2 separate regions of the Homo sapiens genome follow, and region 1 is linked to region 2. Evidence: chromatin contacts called from ENCODE Hi-C or POLR2A ChIA-PET data. All regions are on one chromosome and are shown on one strand. Each heading gives the region's core, a stretch centred on a gene start or an enhancer-like site at or near the end of the contact. The rest is flanking DNA. Distances are from core to core; before and after follow the strand shown.

The links. Hi-C counts contacts between places; a loop is a spot of excess contacts on that map. ChIA-PET counts read pairs that join two places held with the same protein, here RNA polymerase II (POLR2A). Pooled maps may share reads with other maps.
Region 1: a loop to region 2 is called in a map of colonic mucosa, with 2.0 times the contacts of the local background. The contact joins two enhancer-like sites. A Hi-C loop is called at or near these places in 2 of 168 maps with a recorded cell type or tissue (DLD1 and colonic mucosa) and 2 of 50 pooled maps. POLR2A ChIA-PET finds 5 or more read pairs at or near these places in 2 of 52 experiments (PC-9 and SK-N-SH).

The regions. Positions count from the first base shown.
Region 1 is chr22:24,115,728-24,122,466 of GRCh38, reverse strand. CABIN1 (calcineurin binding protein 1) reads right to left here. Exons shown (of 37, transcript NM_012295.4): 28 at 2,769-3,100. Among named protein-coding and RNA genes, the nearest start is that of SUSD2, 62 kb to the left of the region's middle. Within about 2 kb of position 2,271, at least 2 of the 41 ENCODE cell types and tissues checked have a DNase peak (open chromatin) inside an H3K27ac peak, as active enhancers do.
Region 2 is chr22:24,048,406-24,055,391 of GRCh38, reverse strand. It overlaps CABIN1 (calcineurin binding protein 1), which reads right to left. Exons shown (of 37, transcript NM_012295.4): 7 at 6,172-6,301; 8 at 4,418-4,567; 9 at 233-519. Among named protein-coding and RNA genes, the nearest start is that of CABIN1, 41 kb to the right of the region's middle. Within about 2 kb of position 3,693, at least 2 of the 41 ENCODE cell types and tissues checked have a DNase peak (open chromatin) inside an H3K27ac peak, as active enhancers do.

The DNA of each region.
Region 1 (6,739 bases), core at 1,022-3,521, 68 kb before region 2:
CAAAGTGCTAGGATTACAGGCGTGAACCACCGTGCCCAGCCTCATTGGAGCATTTTGGATTTCAGATTTTTGGCTTAGCGATGGCTCAGCCAGAAGTATAATGCAAATATTCTAAGATCTGAAAAAAGCCAAAATCCAAAACTCTTCTGGTCCCAAGCATTTTGTATAAAGGATATTCAACCTGTACTAGACCCAAGAGAGCTAGTTTTAGGGTGGCAGAATTGTGGTTACCTCCCTCCAACTTTTAATTTTGACATAAATACTGTTTTCTACTTCTAAAAAAATCATCAAGAGAAGGGGCAGGCTGTAATAACAGCATTTTGTGTCTAGTGCTGAGCTAAGCACTTTATATGCACTGGCTCCTTCAAATTCAACATAAAGCCATTTAGCAGGGAAGTGGAGGGTGGGTGGGTGGGGCCCGTATCGCTACTCAACTCTCCTCCCACCCAAACCTGCTGTCCTTCCCCACTTCCCTTGCACAGGTGCCAATTCCTAATACATATTTTGTACCCGAAATTCCATCTCGACATCTGCCTCTTGAGAAGGTACCCTGTAACAGGATGAGGAAGGGTCTGAGCTCACTACTAGGGAACACCAGATCCTGGTCAGAGCTGACCACAGCTGGAGGGGGCTGCATGGCTGCCTGAGGAGGCACTTGAACAGAAGGACACCAGAGGTGGGGGAGGACAGGACAATGGTTACTAGTGTCCGTTCCACTGATGTGTGTGTGGGCTCTTGCAGTGGGCTCTGCTGCTCCCAAAAGAGGGAAAGGGGAAAGTTCCCAAAGCAATGGTGAGCCCAACAGAGTTCATATCAGCCATTGCCCCTCAGGCCCAAAGACGGCTTCAGCAGTGAGGACATGCTGGTTGGGGTTTATTAAGACCCAGGTCCACCTGGGTGCAGAAGGCCTGGGATACAGAGGTAAGGTCCACTGCCAAGTGGAGGCTGAGCAGTGAGCAAGCCAGGCTCCAGTGTGGCACCAACAGCCAGGGAAGCCGGAGCTGGCCATCGTTTGCTAGCATGCACTGCACCTTGAACTACAGACCAAAGCCCCAGATGATGAGACTCCCTCCCTCCCAGACCTGTGTCACCTGCTGTGCCCTGAGGAAATCAACCAAGTCACATGAGCATACCGGTCACTGTGGGGACACAGCACTTACCTTCTTGGACCCCTGTATCTAGTCCCCCAAACAGAATTCTGTGAAGTGCCACTTCCTGCACATAGCCAGTGCCAAGCCAGGGCCCATCTCTTGGCCAACTGTCCATTCTGGTTCTTCAAACATTCCACTGAGGATGCTGGGGGGAGCCAGCAGGAGACCTCTAGGAGGAGGACCTGACTGAGTCCTCACAGCTAGGCCCTAAAGGTCACCCCTGCTTGCCCAGCATACCTGGCCCTCTCTGGCCCTCGCCTACACCAATGCCAGCCCAGAATGGCCACCTTCCTGGGCTGCTTGCTCTGTCTGGGTGCTCTCCCTTCCTTCCAGACCAATGCTGTCCCCTACAATACAGGTCTCAGCACAAAAGGTGTCTTTGCAGAGGCACAACAGCACCCTCACCCCTCTATGCCCCCCGTTATTTTCTCTGTGGTATTGTTCAAATGAGACTTGCTTTACTCATCTGCATGTTTTTATTTTTTATTTATTATTTTTGTTTTTCAGATGAGTCTCGCTCTGTTGCCCAGGCTGAAGTGCAGTGGCCCAATCTTGGCTCACTGCAACCTCTGCCTCCCGGGTTCGAGCAATTCTCATGACTCAGCCTCCCGAGTAGCTGGGACTACAGGCATATGCCAGCATGCCTGGCTAACTTTTGTATTTTTAGTAGAGACGGGGATTCACCAGGTTGGTCTTCAACTCCTGACCTCAGGTGATCCCCCTGCCTCAGCCTCCCAAAGTGCTGGGATTACAGGCGTGAGCCACCACGCCTGGCCATCTGTATGTTTTTAAGTCTGCCTCCCCCTTAGAATGTAGCTACATGGTGCAGGACAACGACCAGGACACTCCCCAACACCTCCTGGGTGAGAGACTAAAGGAAAATAAAGTCACCCCTATTATTTACGTCCTGCCCAGGCCACATTACCTCCCCAAATCTAAACGCCAGCAGAAGAGGTCTGGCTGGGAAGCCCCTGGAAGCACTTAAGCCTGGGGCACAGCTGTTAAGGATCGCTACATCATCCGCTTTCCAAAAAGAGCTGGAGGAGGCTGTCAGCACCCAACCCCCATGAAGCAGAGGCTGTGAAGATGGTTTTGGCAGCTGCACCAGCGACAAGAGCCCAGGGGCAGGGTATGGTGAGGAGGCCCCTGCAATATGCAGCTGGAGAGATGGGGCCTAGGGCAAGCAAGGCCAGAACAGAGAGTAAGCAGGGCCCCTAGGGCACCTGGAAGACGGGCTTGCTGTCACTGAGACGATGGGTGAATGGCAGGGGTGAGGGAGCACGACATCAGAGTTTGAGTTGCTGCACAGCCCTCACAGGAAAGAGTAGTTGAGCCTATGGACCCTTATCCCTCACCCCATAGCCTATCCCTGAGACTGTGAGACCCCCTACACTCCTCCCTCCATTCCTGGCTGTGACCCTGGGCCCTCACCACCAGGTTCCCTGGCAAGCTGGCCCACTCCTGGGGCTGGCCCTGCCTCCTGCAGCTCTCCTCGCCCATCCCTCCCATGTGCTGCTACCGTGAAGCTCCAATCTGTCTTAGCTCTGCCCACCAACCTTCAAAGATGCCCAGCTGCCCTGGGAAGATCCAAGCCCCCTTGGCCCGGCAGCCACTCACCCGGTGGGTCTTGCTGTAGGTGTAGAGGAAGGCCAGACGGTAGAGACTCTTATAGTGCTGGGGGAAGCGGCTCAGGCACAGGCGGAAGGAGGCGATGCACTGCTCTGTGAGAAACTGCCGCTGCTCCTCAGCACCAGCCGGCAGCCCCTGGGGGAAGGCCACTGGCTCCCCTGGGAGGTCCCCTCTCTTCTTCCCATCCCACAGGGTGGGTGTGGATGCTGAGGGCTTGCCAGGGATGCAAGCAGAGGCTGGGGTTTCTGCAGCAGGCTTCTGGACACCTTGCTCTGCAGCCCGGAAGCCTTCTGTACTCTCCAATGACTCCTCGTTTTTTCCTACAGTTGAGAAGAAGGGAAAGAAAGTCACCCTGGTTTTAGGCCCTGTCCATGCAGTGGTCTACCACCAGTAACGGAGGCGCCTTGGTGAAGTGATCAGCACGGCTGGATCAATGCCCTTGCTGAGTGGATGCTGGACCCAGCAGCAGGAGGCACAGGGCCCAGTGCTGGCTCTGCCCCAACCGAGGTCTCCCGCTCCATGAAACAGGCTGTCCCAGCTGGCATGCAGTGAGGGACCCAGAGGCTACAGAGAGGGGAAGTTATGGGCTGGGCTCTGGGTCTTCCCCTCTGAACGGTGGCACAGGCTGTCCCACCTCTGGGGCTGGGGTATGGGGAAGCAGCCCACAAAGGGCAGGTGTTGCCACCACCAGCATCGCATAAAACACAGCCAGGGTTCACGAAGTATCATACCTGCTCCCCTGCTCAGTGCTCAGCCCACTGCCTGCCCCAACTCCCTCTCCAGGGTTGCCGCTGCTATATGTGAGCCAAGTGCTCCCACATGGGCCCTCATGTGACATGAGCCCAGCTCCTGAACACCCAGCCTTGCTCCACCAGGGGCCATGGGGCAGCAGTTCACATCAGGATAGCCCAGGCTGGGTGGTGGTGCTGCACGGCTGGCCCCAGGATGATGACAGTGGCCTGGATGACCTTGGGCTAGACCCTGAGGTGCAGGCTCCTTGGCTACAGAAGAAGAAAGCTATCTGGCCCGGGAGGGTGGGACAGATGGAAAGGGCTGGGGAGCAAGGGATAAAGGCAAGGGGTCCTGTGGTCTGTGGCTCCTTAGGCACTCAGGAGCACGGCACGCCCTGCACAGCCTGCCTGGAGGAGGCCAGAGAAGCAGCCAGCAGCACCAGCTCTGAGGTGGTATGCGATGGCTGAGCCCTCTCCCTACTGTAGTAGCAGCCTGGAGATAGCTGGGGCCTGCTGGGGCAGGGCCGAGTCAGCAACAACCAAGGCCCCCAGTTCTCCGCATGCTAAGTCGAAGCCTATCTGCAGACATCAGGTGTGTGGCCAGGTTGCCCACCATCACTATTCTCGTTGAGGAAAGAATCTGAGCATTCACTCCCTATGTTCCCCTCAGCCACCTGCTATTAGTCTGACCTTCCCTCCCTGCTCCCCTGCAGCCCACCCCACTGCTCTCCCTCAGTGTCCTTGCCTCTCCACCATCACTCCTTCTCCTGGAGCCATTGCCCTTCTCCCTCCCCTGCATCGCTGCCCCCAGTGGTGTTGGCAAAGAAAAGCCATAAGAGCATCTCCCCTCCCCCAGGCCCAGAGCCTACCATGGGCTGCCCCCTCCCCCTACCCTTTGAGGTGGCCCTAATGACTGAATGCCAGGAGGTCCTAGCTCCTTCCACACTACACTGTCTTCTCATGTGAGCTCAAGAAGTTGCCTGCGTCCCACAGCTTAGGGCTGGCACCCATCTTACAGGGGATACCATCACTTTATTAAAAAATGTGCCAGGTTTCTAATGTGTTCAAAATGTGGCTCACCAAACAGGGTAAGCCATAATGCTGGGATCAGCCCTGTGCTAGGCACGGGGGAGACAGAGGAATCAGATGATGATGCAGGCCTCTCAGCGGTTCACATCAGGCACTGAGAGCTTGGACACAAAGACACACAGAGCACAATTTTTATGGAAAGCAGGCAGAGGGTCAAGAATTCAGCCAGAGTCCTTAGAACACATAAAGAGGAAGAAAACAGCAATCCTAGACTGAGTCAGAAACCCAGCTTCAGGGAAGACCCGCTCAGCCGCCCCTCTCTCAGAGAGACAGCTATTCTCTTTTCTATTTCTTTTGCCTATTAAACCTAACCCCCCCCCCAAAAAAACAAACAAAAAAACCCCTGAGAAACAAGAACCCAGTTTTAGGCTGGGCGTGGTGGCTCACGCCTGTAATCCCAGCACTTTGGGAGGCTAAGGTGAGAGGATTGCTTGAGGCCAAGAGTTTGAGACTAGCCTGGGGCAACACAGCAAGATCTCATTTCTACAAAAAAATTAAAAAATTAGGCAGGTGTGGTGGCACCTGTAGTTCCAGCTACTCGGGAGGCTGAGGCAGGAGGATCCTTGAGCTCAGGAGGTTGAGGCTATAGTGAGCCATGATTGCATCACTGCATTCCAGCATGGGTAACAAGGACAAGACCCTGTCTCAGAAACAACAACAACAACAACAATCAGTTGCCTAGGGGTCTGGGTGGCCTAAGGGGCCCCGGAGAGATGGGGCGAGCTGCCTTACACACAGCATCCACTCCCACTGCTGAACAGGCCTCACAGGTCACTAGAGCCCTCCATTTCCTTACTGGAAGAAAGAGGGTCAGAAATGCCAACAGGACTACACCACGTTTCCCGGCCAGGATGTCCAATTCTAACCCTAGCTGCGTGAAGATGAGAAAACTTCCTTCTACCAAGAAAAAGCAAGTAAAATGTGTGTTCTGGCTGCTCTAGCCTAGGCTGGTGCCTGCCGCAGGCAGGGAAGACTGGCTTGGAATGCCTGTGGTGCATATGCCAAGGCCAACAGAGCACAGGAGCCATCTGATCCACATCAGCCCATGGAGGTCCTAAGAAGAATAAGGCACAGACATGCCCCCAGCTGAGCCTCTGGACTGATGTGTACTGATGGCCTAGTGAACTCAGGGGGCCTCATTATGGAAAAGCCTGGCCCTCAGGTGGCTACACATCTTGGCAAGACACCAACAGCTGAGAGGCCCAGACCAAAATATGCCCCAGCAAGGACCTCAAGTCTGTCTCTTTTGACTTCTGAGATCGTCTTACTCAAACTCTACTGGCCTGAGAAAAGAGCCCAGTGAGGATGCTTTCCACAAAGGGTGGGCAGGCAAGATGGGAAGGAAGCTGGGCATTGGCAGGTCAACTGCCCCCAGGGTGGCCTCCCCCCACCGACAACCATTTATCACCCTATCCTGCATGTGGTGCATGGGCATTGTCACTAGGCCTCTAGTTGACCAGGAAGGGGCAGATGTGGCCACTCTGGCATGTCCTTGTGTCCACTGCCTGGATCACAACAGGTGCTTGTCAACTCTGCTTTGGGTTTTACCCTCTTGCCCTCAGAACGATATGATAGAGTGGGCTTGTGTTTAAGTGATGAAACTGTGGACAACTTTCTCCCTAGATCAAATAAATAAATCTCTACTCTTGCGACCTTCATATTTTAGACTTTTTTTTTTGAAGCTCTGCCCCCTGCAAAGGTGAGCTTCCGCTAGCTGCAACAGTCACTTCTGGGAAAGGCTCTTTCCTCAAGGCACCTCGGTCAAGGCCAGAGTGGAGAAAGACAGCTTCTGGAGAATTAAAGGAAGGAGGCTGGTCCTCGGGCAGTGTGACAGCTTGTGCCTGCTAGACACGGTGGGAGGGAGCGCATCTCATGCCAGGCAGGATGTGGCAGTCAGATCTGTTTCTGCTTTCCCTCGGTACCCAGTGCATGGTGCAGATCTGGACCTGTTGTGCCCTGCTGCTTGATAACAAATACGCGTGAGTGAGGGCCTGTACCCCACAACATTAATGATGGAGGAAGCAGCAGGCTGGTGGTAGGACTCTCCATGAGGGTGTGCTGGGAAGGCAAGTGGTGTGGAGCACACTTGGGGCCCGCACTCAACACTGCCTAGGCACTGCTGTCCCAGCTTTCTGCAGG
Region 2 (6,986 bases), core at 2,444-4,943:
ATCCCCCGTCCTCCTAGCTGCAGGGCTTCAGAGCTGAAATGGCCCTGACGGGCAGTGGCACTGTGAGCAGGCTGAGAGGCTCCTCTAGGGCTGGGGGCTCCCACTTCCACTTGAGTCATGAGCATCAGCATGACCCTTCTGTCTAGGGAGGCAGGGCTCCCCAGCAGTCTCATTCCTGCTGGGCTCAGTGAACGGGGTCTCCCCGGAAGCCAAATTCAGGGGGCCTGCTTACCCACAGGAGCGCCTGTCTCCAACAGACCAGGACTGTGCAGTGGGAAGCTGGTTGTAGCCACAGAGGTGTAGGAGACCACAGGCTCGGCGACAGCCACAGCTGGGTTGGTGCTGACAGTGCTTGGCTGGATCACGTTAACTGGCGTCACCACCATGGAGGACTCAAGAGGCTGGCTGGGGTCCTGGTAGTCCGACAAATCAATCCTTTTGCCAAGGCTGGGACGTGGGGGCTCACAGGTGGTGAGATGATTGTACATGGCCAGCAAGCTCTCTCCGAGGCACTTCCAGCTAAAGGGAGAGGGCCACAACACCTGATCACCACCCTGTCAGAGGAATACTCCAAGCATAGTGGAAAATGGCCTGCCTGCACAGAGGCGGCAGAGCTGCTCCTGGAGCTGCCATGTCCATGGGGGTGGGGGAGGTGATCAAGGTTTCATCACTGGCACAACTGATGAAATCTTGTCTAACACAGCTGAACTGAAGATGCGGCAGCCAAAGCTGGACCAGGGACCTGGCATCCACCTGCCCCTCACTGCAGCAGAAGCCCCATAAGCATCTTGGCCTGAGGCACTTTCAGACTCAAGTAGGTATGTATGAAATCCATTGACTCACTTCAAAAACTCCTCCTCAGGAAGGTCAAGTCTTTAAAACACTTGTGGAACTCCCCTGCTGCCACGAATCTGTTTTATGCGGAGAGCCTGTGGGGGACTGCCAACAGGGACATGGTCTATAAGAACTTGGACCATGGGCAGGGCCTATGGGGAGCAGCACCTCAGTGGATTACCAAATGGGCTGGAGCCTGCTGGATGGCAACAGGAGACTGTTGTGTGTTTTGTTGTGGTATGGTGTGGTGTGTTATATTGTGTGCTGTCTATTGTTTTGTATTTCACATTCCGTGTTGTGTGTTGTGTTGGGTTCAAGGTTGTGTGTTGTCTACTATGCTGCGTGGTATGCTACAATGTATCCATTTATCCATCCCTTAATTGCTTCTAATGCCTCAGGCTAAAGACCAACTGCTCAGCCTGGCCTCATGGTGCTGCACAGCCTCCTCTCACACCACCCCCTGCAATCCTGCTACATTAGCTCTCTTTCAGTTCCTTAAACAAAATCACACTCTCACATGCCACTGGGCCTTTGGGCTGGCTTCCTTCTGCCCAGATGCAACGTCCCCTCCCACAGCATAGCCCTCTGCCTAGCCAATGCCTGTGCCTCAGTCAGACCCCAGCTCCACCACCCAGCCTTCCCCAACCCCTAGAGCAGCAGGAACCTTGTTCAGAGGCCTTCCAGCACTGCGCTTCTCTCCTCACAGCCCCCATCAGCTTGAGGCATGTGCTGCTTTCTCTGGGTGACTGATTACCCCTGGTATCACTTGTAGCAAGGGACCAGGCCCTGCCACACTGCGCCCCTAGCACAGAGCACAGTCCCCTGCACAGAGCCAGCATCCAGGAAGTGTTGAGAAAGGAATAAAAGAACAGTGCTTCAGGCTGGGCACGGTGACTCATGCTTGTACTCCCAACGCTTTGAGAGGCCGAGGCGGGTAGATCACCTAAGGTCAGGAGTTCGAGACCTGCCTGACCAACATGGTGAAACCCTGTTTCTACTAGAAATACCAAAAATTAGCCAGGGGTGGTGGCGCATGTCTGTAATTCTAATTACTTGGGAGGCTGAGGCAGGAGAATCGCTTGAACCTGGGAGGTGGAGGTTGCAGTGAGCCAAGATCGCACCACTGCACTCCAGCCTGGGCAACAGAGTGAGACCCTGTCTCAAGAAAAAAAGGACAGTGCTGGCTGGGTGCGGTGGCTCACGCCTGTAATCCCAGTACTTTGGGAGGCCGAGGCGGGCAGATCACAAGGTCAGGAGATCGAGACCATCCTGGCTAACACGGTGAAACCCCATCTCTACTAAAAATAAAAAAATTAGCCGGGCGTGGTGGTGGGCACCTGTAGTCTCAGCTACTTGGGAGTCTGAGGCAGAAGAATGGCGTGAACCCAGGAGGCAGAGCTTGCAGTGAGCCGAGATTGTGCCACTGCACTTCAGCCTGGGCGACAGAGTGAGACTCTGTCTCAAAAAAAAAAAAAAAAAGAAAAAAGAAAAAAGAAAAAAAAGGACAGTGCTTCAAATTCCAGAATCTAAATGATGGAGGCTCCCAGGGCTAGAAGGAATTTCTTCTATCTTTTTCCTGCCTTCAGTTAGTGTTACATTTAGACAGGAAGAATTTGCTTACTGGCTGGGTTGTGTCAAATGCCTTAAATACACCATTTCCCTTACTCGTGCCTTGCTCTTGCTCATGCCTACTAGGCACTGAGGAAACCAGGGGTGGTAAACTGTGCCCTGCAGCAAATTTTATTTTTTAATTTTTTTTTTTTTTTTGAGATGGGGGTCTTGCTCTGTCACCCAGGCTGGAATGCAGTGGTGCCATCACAGCTCACTGTAGCCTTGACTTCCCCGGCTCAAGCAATCCTCCCCCTCAGCCTCCCAAGTAGCTGGAACTACAGGTGTGTGCCACCATATCTGGCTAATTTTGTTTATTTTTTGTAGATATGAGGTCTCACTATGCTGCCCAGGCTGGTCTTGAACTCTTGACTCAAGTGATCCTCCTGCCTCAGCCTCCCAAAGTACTGGGATTATAGGCGTTAGCCACCATGCCCAGCTAGTTTACACATTTTTAAAGCATTGTTTAAAAAAAAAAAGAAAGAAAAAGAAGAAAATATACAACATAAATTGTACATGGCCCACAAAGGCTAGTATGTTTACTCTCTGGCTCTTTAAAGGAAAAGTTTTGCTGACCCCCGGAATAGATGGAGATTACTATAAAAGCATCATGTCCTCTGCTACCAGAGAGGGAATCTACACTCTTCCTTTAATGACCAAATCCCAAATTTAACTACTGAGCCTAACTCCCTCTTGCTTCTACTTCTCCCTCCTGCTTCTACTTAGCCCTCCCCCTACACCATGGAGGGTGGCCACGGCACCAGTTCCCAGCCCTCTGTTCTCCAGTCACATCACCACAATCCCTTCTAGTGTTCTCAGGCCTTTTCCTCCTTCACTGTAACAGGGAGGCACCCCAGGGCCCTTCCAAAACCCCAACCCTCTGTAGTTGGGGAGCACACACTCAGATGGGAGAAGGACTCTAATCCAGCTGACAAAATACAAGAAAGGGCACCAGACAGGAGTCCTAGAGCAGCCTGAAGAACAGCCCTTTCTTCCTGGCCATCTCGGTGCTCGGGTATGGAAATATTTCTGGGAAATTCTACATGCTGAAACTCACAGCCAGTCATAATAATACGGATCAGAGCCAGCCCTTCCTGAGTGGGTGCTATGTGCTGCCTCTGTGCTAGCCCTACATGTTTTGTCATTATCATGACAACCCTATGAGAGAGATGTTGCTCTCCCCGTTGCTAGGGAGTGGCTCCTAATGTCCCCAGAGTCATCCAATTCACAGCATTAGGAGTGCCAGGATTGGACCCAGGTCAGGTCAGTCTGATCCAGGCCAGAGCTCCCTCAGAGTAGGCAGACAGGGGTGGAGGTAGGGGGTGGGGAGTAGAAATGGAATGCTACTGCTAAGTCATGCTAAACTTAAAGATTCAATGTCAGAATTTTAAATACAGAAATTGAATTCCAGAGCTCGCTAAGGGACTAAACTATCCCAACTCCAGGGAACCGCCGATACCAATTTGCCCTTCCTGGAGAGAGAGAGACTCTCACATCATGGGGCTGGCAAGGACTATATTGAGGCCCATCTCGCAGGGCTCCCCACGTGGCCCTAGAGAGAAAACATGGACTTGAGAGCGGAGAAGCCCAGACCCGGGACTGTCTCTGGGCTCCCCATTTAAGTACTCTGAACATCAGTTTCCTCCTGGCAAGTGCTTGGCAAATGTTAGTTTCCATTCGCCCTCTAGATAGGGCAGGCTGAGAAGGGCCTTACAGGAATGTGGCAGGTGGCTGGGGTCAAGAACAGCAACAGCAAAAAGGGACTGAGACTGGAGGTACTTGAGAGAGAGCTGACCTGCTTCTTAGTAATCAAGTAAGCATGCACCTCCAACCATTTGGCCACTGTGCACCCAGCCCCCATTCATACCACCAACCCAGGATCAAGCCTCAAGGTCTCTCCCTCCTGTGCAGGGCAGCATCCCACAACAGGGCCTACTGGCCGACCCAGCACTCCCAGAGACGCTAGACAACCTACGTGAAGAAAGGAATGGGCTGCACAAGTTTCAGGTCCGGCTCCTTCTCCCGCACAATCAGCGCTTGCCTCTTTTTTCGCAGCCCCAAGGCCTCATCTACAATCGCCTGTGTCTCAGCTGCACTCACCGAAACATCGTGAATCGACATGTCACTAAAAGCATGTGAGACAGGGAGAAATTATCATGTTACAAACTAAAACTGAGGCTGAAATTTTACACACAAAAATGCATTTAGGTTAATACCTTTTAATGTGTATTTTTCTTCCTATAAATAAAATAACCACTTCAGTCTGGCCTGGGTAGGGCAGTAAATAGCCTTCTTAATACCCACATACACTAGAAATGACTAATATTCTTTGTTCCTTTGACAATTCAAAACTGGGCAGAGAAAGAGTTTTCATATGTATTAACACTATCACAATAATATCTGAAAAGCCACAGAAAAATAAAATCTTTCTCTCAATTATTATTAGAAAATCTTAAAAGAATGTAACTATCCTATACTGCCCATGCCAACAAAAAGTCATCGGAAAAGTGAAGCTCACCAAAGTGTATCACGACCCAAAAATACAGAAAGGGCAGGGGCTTGGAGGCCCTACGTGTCCTCTCACAGACACACTTCTGAGGCGACCTAACCTCACCTGCCCTCCTGCCCAGACTGTCCTGGTGCTTCCCAGCAGGGTTACACCTCAGAGCTACTCATGAATTTATCTGTTTCATGTGCTTCTTATCTGTCTCCCTCAAGGTTAGCTCCCTCATGACAGATGTTCCCTCAGTTCCTATCTCTGCCAACAGGTAGTTCCTTCAGGAGAGGGACAGGCTCACAGGGGATAGACGCCAAGATAAATCACTACTAATCAACCCCTACAGGTGTGTTCCAGGGCCAAGGAAGACCAGAGGGCAAAAGGAGTTGGCTGGGCTGGAGGGCTGTGGGGAAGGGCAGCTAGAGCTCAGAAAGCAACAGAGAGGTGACCTGAGAAACAGATAAGTTTGTAAGTGAGCAGCTCTGAGGTGTGGCCCTGCTGGCAGGCATCAGGACAGTCTGGGCAGGAGGGGCAGGTATTCTTGGGTCACCTCAGAAGTGTGTCTGTGGGAAGACACCTGGCAAAGGAGGGGCAATGGCGGGACAGGTGGAGAGGTGGGAAGATGGCATGAGAGTTTAGAGCATAGTGGGAGCCAGGTTGAGAAGACAGGATGCCACACAATGGTACCACGCCTGGAAACTGCAAGGGACTTGGGGCAGTCTTAACAAAAGGAGCCTGGGAGGGAAAAGCAGGAGGTGACGTGGGAGAACTATGGGGTCAGGCTGCAAAGAACCTCTTTGGTAATGCAACTGAGCATGGGCTATGTCCTGGAGGCAAGGCAGGGGTGGCACATGATCAGAGGCATGTTTGGGACACTGAACTCGGGCAGCACTGAGAACAAAACCCTGGGAAGGGGAAAGGCAGGAGGCAAGCTGGGCAGCAGGCTGCCCCAAGCATCCAGAGGACAGCTAGCGAACACTGAAAGCTGGCAGGACAGCAGGAGAGGCGGGCAGCAGGCAGCCTGAGGAGGCCTTGCCAAGATTAGGTAGAGGTGGGTGATCAACAAGGCAGTCCAAGGTCAGTTCACTAGATCAGGGGCTGCGGCAGGGCATGAAGCCCCAGAGCACAGGGGCTCCATCCATGGGACCTGAGGGGAGAATGTGGTGTGCTCCTGACCTTCACCAGCCACACAGTAAGCGTGCACACATGGCATGGGAAGAGGCAGGACTTACCATTTGAGGAACATTCTGAGAGAGTCCTTCCGGAGACAAGGCTGCTCCTCAAAAATCTTCTCCTTGAGGACCAGCCCTTTGCTGTACCGGCAATCCTTCTCCAAAGCTTTGCAGATGAAGTACAGACATGCTGGCGGGGAAAGAGACAGTTTATGACTTCTGAGACCGCACTCAGAAGCTCTGGCCTTGCCAGTTAACATCAGGAAAATCCTGCTCCTAGAATCAAAGAAATGCCTGGTAAAAAATAATGAGATACCACTTTAACTAATTCAGTCAGGTTAGTAATAAGACCCAGAGTAGACTGGGCACTGCAAGGTGAGCAGACCCAAAGATTCTGGCAGAGGACAGACCGTAGGATCTTTTTGGAGGACCATAGGCAATTACACACAGATCCTCGATGACCTGGGAATCCCACCTCTAGAAACTACTGCAAAAATCCAACAGGGCTCACAGTGATTATCTATTGGCTAATTGGAAAACAGCCTTCAAAAAATCTGGAAATAGCCAGGCACAGGGCTCACGCCTATAATCCCAACACTCTAGAGGCCGAGTTGGGCAGATTGCTTGAGCCCAGGAGTTGGAGACCAGCCTGGGCACCATGATGAAACCCCATCTCTACAAAAAATACAAAAATTAGTCAGGCATGTTGGTGTGCACCTGCAGTCTCAGCTACTCAGGAGGCTGATGTGGGAGAATCGTTTGAGCCCAGGAGGTAGAGGCTGCAGTGAGCTGTGATCATACCACCGTACTCTAGCCTGGGCAATAGAGTGAGACCCTGTTTCAAGGAAAAAAAAAAATCTCAAAACCACTCTGTC